Regions from separate parts of the Homo sapiens genome. Here region 2 is linked to region 1. Evidence: chromatin contacts called from ENCODE Hi-C data. All regions are on one chromosome and are shown on one strand. Each heading gives the region's core, a stretch centred on a gene start or an enhancer-like site at or near the end of the contact. The rest is flanking DNA. Distances are from core to core; before and after follow the strand shown. Region 1 overlaps NFATC1 (nuclear factor of activated T cells 1). Region 2 overlaps SLC66A2 (solute carrier family 66 member 2).

Region 1 (3,251 bases), core at 419-2,918:
GTTAGGACCCCTGGCACCCGGTGTCCCTCAGTGGACGGCCGTTGATTCTGTAACAAGGCGGCCAGTGCCCACGGTGCAGGCAGGAGGCACCTTATCCCTGACTTGGGCTCCGATCCAGGAGGAAGTTGTTTCTCCGTGTGAGATGCTGAAGAGTCCGCCCATTCACAGAGCAGAACGGGGTCTCAGTCAAACCTCTTCCCACAGATTAGCCCCCAGGATGTGTCCTGAGCCCTGCAGGACTGGGCAGAAGGTGAGGATGGGCCCTTCCAGGCTCCCTTTTGCTAAACCTTGTTCTACCAGAGCGTTCAGGTGCAAAGACCTCGCCTCAGAAAGGCTTCAGAGCCTCCGGCGGCTGGCAGGCTGCTCACAGATCTCCGAACCATGGTTTGAACAAGGCAGCAGGAAAGTGGGAGAATTTTAGTCTGAGAAGATTTGGAAAATCCTTAGGAATTGCTGACTTCCAAGTTGTTTCACTACCATCTGAAAAACCCTTACAAGGCTCGGGCTTTCCTGGAAAACAGGAGATCAGGCTATTTATTTTTTATTTTTTTATTTTTTTTCCTGAGACAGGGTCTTGCTCTGTCACCCAGGCTGGAATGCAGTGGTACAATCTCAGCTCACTGCAGCCTCAACCTCCTGGGCTCAAGCCATCCTCCCACCTCAGCCTCCCAAGTAGCTGGGACCACAGGTGCACACCACCATGTCTGGCTAATTTTTACATTTGTTTGTAGAGATGGGGGGTGGTCTCACTACATTGCCCAGGCTGGTCTTGAACTTTTGGCCTCAAGTGATCCTCCCGCCTTGGCTTCCCAAAGTGCTGGGATTACAGGTGTGAGCCACCATGCCTGGTCTTAGGTCAGTTTTTAAAACAACAGCAAGATTTTTTTTATGTTGTTTCTGCCATGTTTTAGGAATTGCTTTTCCTCCCGGGGCTTGCATGTTTAAATTTTTATTCTCAGAACGTTGAAGGGACGCACTGCATTTCAGGATCCTGGGTCTCCGTCCGTGAAGGACTTTCCTTCTGTGGGTCTTTCCTCTTGCAGCTTAAAGTGGGATTATTTTCACTTTATTCAGAGGCCCTGTTAGTCACAGCCAAGCACAGACGTGCTCGCTGTCGCTCCTTTGCTGGAGTCGGAAGTAGGACAGTTGGTGATAAAGTCCTGGACGGGCGAGATAAGTGGCATTGGCAGAGCTCTGTTGTCCAGACAGCAAGAAACCGGCTGCCCCCAGGAAGCGGGGATGGAGGGCACACACCAGGAGAGGGGGCGTTTTGACCGTCGGCAGGGGTGCCACTTGGAAGTCAGATTTAAAATGGAATCAAAACTGGTAGAATGAGGGTCTGCAGGGGGAAACTTGACGGAGCCCATCAGGCGACAGCCTTCTCGAAGCCCCTCCGGGCCCCTCACGGGAGGGGATCCCCCGCTGCGCTGCCGGGAGGTCCGGACGAAATGTTGGAGCTGGAGAGTCGGCAGCCCTCGCGTGGCGTTGCTGCCTCTGCAGATGCCTCCGGAGGGACTCGGTGTGTCTCGGTGTTGATTTCAGAACAGGGGAGATGCTGACGTGTCCCGGTGGCTCTCACAGCACAGTGGAAGGCGAGTGGCAGCTCCGACATCCTGCTCCGCTGGCGCCTCTGGCCACCTGCCTCCCCCACCCCCACATAAAAAAAGTTTAAGGCACATTTAAGCTAGTACCGGAGAAATGACTGAAAAATAAGTATAGCCAAGCAGCAGAAGACTCTGTGTGTGGGGGGGGGAGGGTGCATCCACCACTAATGTGTGTCCGTGTGTGTGGGGGCATCCGCTGATGTGTGTGTCTGTGTGTGTGTGGGGGGGGCATCCACTGATGTGTGTGTCTGTGTGTCGGGGGGGGCATCCACTGATGTGTGTGTCTGTGTGTGGTTGGGGGGCATCCACTGATATGTGTGTGTGGGGGGGGGGCATCCACTGATGTGTGTGTCTGTGTGTGTAGGAGGGGAGCATCCACTGATGTGTGTGTGTGTGGGGGGGCATCCACTGATGTGTGTGTCTGTGTGTGGGGGGGGGCATCCACTGATGTGTGTGTCTGTGTATGTGTGGGGGGGGCATCCACTGGTGTGTGTGTCTGTGTGTGTGTAGGAGGGGAGCATCCACTGGTGTGTGTGTGGGAGGGAGCATCCACTGATGTGTGTGTCTGTGTGTGGGGGGGCATCCGCTGATGTGTGTGTCTGTGTGTGTGGGGGGGGGCATCCACTGATATGTGTGTCTGTGTATGGGGGTGGGAGCATCCACTGATGTGTGTCCATGTGTGTGTGGGGGCATCCGCTGATGTGTGTGTCTGTGTGTGTGTGGGGGGCGTCTGCTGATGTGTGTGTCTGTGTGTGTGTGTAGGGGGGGAGCATCCACTGATGTGTGTCCATGTGTGTGTGGGGGCATCAGCTGATATGTGTGTCTGTGTGTGGGGGGTGGAGCATCCACTGATGTGTGTCCATGTGTGTGTGGGGGCATCCGCTGATGTGTGTGTCTGTGTGTGTGGGGGGGGGCGTCTCCTGATGTGTGTGTCTGTGTGTGTGTGTGTAGGGGGGGAGCATCCACTGATGTGTGTGTGTGTGGGGAGCATCCACTGATGTGTGTGTCTGTGTGTGTGTGGGGGGCATCCACTGATGTGTGTGTCTGTGTGTGTGTGGGGAGCATCCACTGATGTGTATGTGTGTGTGTGGGGGGCATCCACTGATGTGTGTGTCTGTGTGTGTGTGGGGAGCATCCACTGATGTGTATGTGTGTGTGGGGGGGCATCCACTGATGTGTGTGTCTGTGTGTGTGGGGGGAGCATCCGCTGATGTGTATGTCTGTGTGTGTGGGGGGGGGGGCATCCGCTGATGTGTGTGTCTGTGTGTGTGGGGGGGGGGGCGTCTGCTGATGTGTGTGTGTGTGTGTGGGGAGCATCCACTGATGTGTGTGTCTGTGTGTGTGTGGGGTGCATCCACAGATGTGTGTGTCTGTGTGTGTGTGGGGAGCATCCACTGATGTGTATGTGTGTGGGGGGGGGCATCCCCTGATGTGTGTGTCTGTGTGTGTGGGGGGGGGGGCGTCTGCTGATGTGTGTGTCTGTGTGTGTGGGGGGGGCATCCACTGATGTGTATGTCTGTGTGTGTGGGGGCGTCTGCTGATGTGTGTGTTTTGTGTGTGGGAGGTTGTCTGCTGTGTGTGGGGAGGGGGCATCTGCTGATATGTGTGTCTGTGCATGTGTGGGGGGGCGTCTGCTGATGTGTGTGT
Region 2 (3,251 bases), core at 208-2,707, 410 kb after region 1:
GAAAAGGAGGGGAACATTTCCCAACTTATTCTATAAGGCCAGTATTATCCTAATACTAAATCTAGACAAAGTCATCACAAGAAAACTACAGACCATCATGTCTTACGAATACAGATACAAAAAATCCCCAATACAATACTAGCAAATAAAATCCAGCAACAGATAAAAAGTGTTAGACACCATGACCACATGGATTTATCCCAAGAATGCAAGGTTGGTTCAACACACAAAAATCAATCAATGTAGTACATCATCATAGTAGAATAAAAAATAAAACCCACATGATCATCTCAACAGACACGAAAAGCATTTGGCAAACTCTTTTATTATAAAAACACCCAACAAACTCGAATAAAAGGGAACTGCCTTAACCTAATGAAGGGCAACTATGGAAAATCCATTAACTAACATCTACTTAGTGATGAAAGATGGAATGCTTTCTCACTAAAATGAAGAATAAGATAGGTGCATCCACTCTCACCGCCTATAACCAGGATAAGCAATAAAAAGAAATAAAAGCAACTACATTGGTAAGGAAGAATTAAAACTATATTTGCAAATGACAGAATCATATATAGAGAATCTACTAAACAACTCTTAGAACAAACCAGTTCAGCAGAATTGCATGATACAAGATCAACATGCAATGATCAATTACATTTCTATAAAGTAGCAATGAAGCAGCAGAACTGAAATTAAGAAAACAATTCCATTTACAATAGCATCAAAAAGGATAAAATACTTTGGAATAAATTTAACAAAGTCCAAAATTTGTCATCTAAATTTTTCTCCTCCCTTCCTGTCTCCCTCCTGCTTCCCCTTCCCGCCCCCATCTCCCCACACACAGAAGAGCATGGACAGGCTTCTAGTAACTACTTCATGCTTGAAAACAGCAGAGCTAGGAGTTGATTAGTTTGCTGTAGACTCGGCCACGCTTGGTAAAGATGACGCACGCACATGCACAGATGGAAGCAACAACAGGAGGAAGTACAGCTGCAGGAATGAAGCAAAAGGAACGTGCTGCGGACAGTGCACGCGCAGGGTACATACCCAGGAAGGACCGCCTGGGGGCAACCTTGACTTCTTCATCCTTGCTATCTGCAGCTACACGTTAAAAAGGGAGACAGAAACAGAAAGGGGAAAAAGACAGAAACATACTGGTTTTAACATGGGTAAACAGCTGTGTTCCCAGAACTTTTTGCATTTCTTTAAAAAAAAAAAAACAAACCAGAATAGAAAGATCACAAGATTTTGGTTTTTGTGCATTAGAAAACCCACTTTCTGAACTATTTTTCTGCAAACCTAACCTCTTCCAATATCATAAAAAAGTGAATGGGGAGAATGGGAGAAAAATTGAGCCAAAAATTGAAAGTTACCACATTTCCATTTAATCTCTCGGGAGAAAGGCAGCATGGGAGCCCGTCACAAGCGTGCTGTGCTGATGGAAAGCAGCCAGGCAGATCCTGCTTCCCTTTTCCTAGAAACTCATCTGTATGCAAGCTGCGGCTGCAATATAGCTGCCCCAGGTCAAAACTCTTCAGAAGGCTGCCTGATAAAGCTGTTTTCAGAGTACACTCTGCTGTAAAAGGACAGCTGGTTCCGCACATGCACTTGACAAGCACCTCTGCACAGACACAGACACAGGGACAATGTGACAGGGACCCAGCACCCTCCAGGGCCCAGCACTGGCAATGACAGGTTATAAGTCAACCTTCCTATCTGCGCAGCCCCAGGACAAGACAGCAGCCAAGGTCCTGGAAAACAGTGTGGCCTCTAGGTGGCTCCTGGGAAGCCCCATGGGGTTTGGGATTGAAGACAGTTGATAAACAAGAGACTCAAATAAGTCCTGGGATCAGAAAGCAGAAGTAGGATCAAAGGTTGTGTTTGCCTGCCCCAGGCAATGTAGACTTAAAATGGAAATTTTGCAAGTGAACAGCTAAAAGCAAATACGAGGTGACCTCTGACCTCTGCCCTCTGCTACTTGGACTTAGGGTGTTGTTCCACTCACAAGGCAGGAACTGCAATATCTCTACCAAATTTGAGGGTTTTATAAACCAATGCAGCATACAAAGTGCAGTCTTCTCTCCTCCCTCAGCCTCCCCCAGCACTGCCTCTTGGATTCTATGGGTCCCTCAGCTCGTCCTCTCTGTTGCTTTGATTTAGACAACATCCCTCTCCACGGGCGCCTCTTCTAAAGACCAAGATCCTCAAGGGGTGGGAGGGAGGGACCACCCAAGGCAGGACTGCTCAGTCCACACTGTTTCCCTTCTCACATCCAGGTGTGACTGTGAACAGGCAATGGTGGGAGGCAGCCAGCCGGCAGGCTGGGGAAGAAGACATGGTTCAGGCTGCAGAGTCACATCCCACACCAGGCTGTGTCCTAGGCACAGCCTCAAGCTACCTGAGGCTCCTTGCCTGGAAAGCAGTGTGATCAGATCCACGTTTGTGTAGGATGGAATGCAGAGTTCTGATGCTGAGAGAGCTGCCAGGAACATTTTCAACAGTCACACACTTCCACAGATCTGTGCTGAACACGTCCTCCAGACCAGGCACTCAGGATCCAAAAAGGGCCCAGCAACATTTTCCTTTTCCTCCACACTCGGCATCAGGAGGTGGTGTCAGTGTCTTCTCCCCTTGATCATGGGTGGGCTTGTGACCACTCCAGTCCACAGAAGCAATGCTGTGATTTCCAAGACTTAGGTCATAAAAAAGATACAGCTTCCACCTGCTTTCTCAGGTAGCTCCCCCTTGGGACCTGGCCGCCATGTTGTGAGGAAGCCCAGGTCTCATGAGGAGGCCTTGGTGGGTGTCCCAGCAGAGCCTGGGTGGAGGTCCCAGCAGATAGATGGCTAGCACCAGCCATGCCAAAGAGCGAGTGAGGGAGAGAGAGAGAGAGAGAAAAAGCAAGAGAATGAGCTTCAAGGGCTGCAGCCCTAGCCTTTGAGCCTCCCCAGATGCTCCTGAGGACAGCAGAGACCAGCTATTCTTGCCAAGCTCTGCCCAAAATGCACTCACAAGCAAAATAATTGTTGTCCTTCCAAGTCCTAAGATTTGGGGTAACTTGTGGAGTAGCCAAAGAGACTGGAACAAGAGAGACACAACAAGTTATGGTTCCACATGGCCAGCAGGAAGGAGGCTGGCTGGGCCACAGAGGCCATCACCTGCTTCCTGGGACTTTGGTCCATGTCACGACTGGAGACCACTGCTGTTGGCACATGAAGGAAGGTTTGCACTGTACCCTGTCGGTACGG

The links. A loop is a pair of places that touch in the nucleus more often than their neighbours do. Pooled maps may share reads with other maps.
Region 2: a loop to region 1 is called in a pooled map of heart right ventricle, with 1.9 times the contacts of the local background. The contact joins two enhancer-like sites. A Hi-C loop is called at or near these places in 1 of 37 single-sample maps with no recorded cell type and 1 of 50 pooled maps.

The regions. Positions count from the first base shown.
Region 1 is chr18:79,518,788-79,522,038 of GRCh38, forward strand. The region is part of intron 9 of NFATC1 (nuclear factor of activated T cells 1); the gene reads left to right. It overlaps LOC102723506 (a long non-coding RNA gene), which reads right to left. Exons shown (of 3, transcript XR_935689.3): 3 at 534-1,638. Among named protein-coding and RNA genes, the nearest start is that of NFATC1, 120 kb to the left of the region's middle. Within about 2 kb of position 1,669, at least 3 of the 41 ENCODE cell types and tissues checked have a DNase peak (open chromatin) inside an H3K27ac peak, as active enhancers do.
Region 2 is chr18:79,932,919-79,936,169 of GRCh38, forward strand. SLC66A2 (solute carrier family 66 member 2) reads right to left here. Exons shown (of 6, transcript NM_025078.5): 4 at 1,051-1,104. Among named protein-coding and RNA genes, the nearest start is that of SLC66A2, 17 kb to the right of the region's middle. Within about 2 kb of position 1,458, at least 9 of the 41 ENCODE cell types and tissues checked have a DNase peak (open chromatin) inside an H3K27ac peak, as active enhancers do.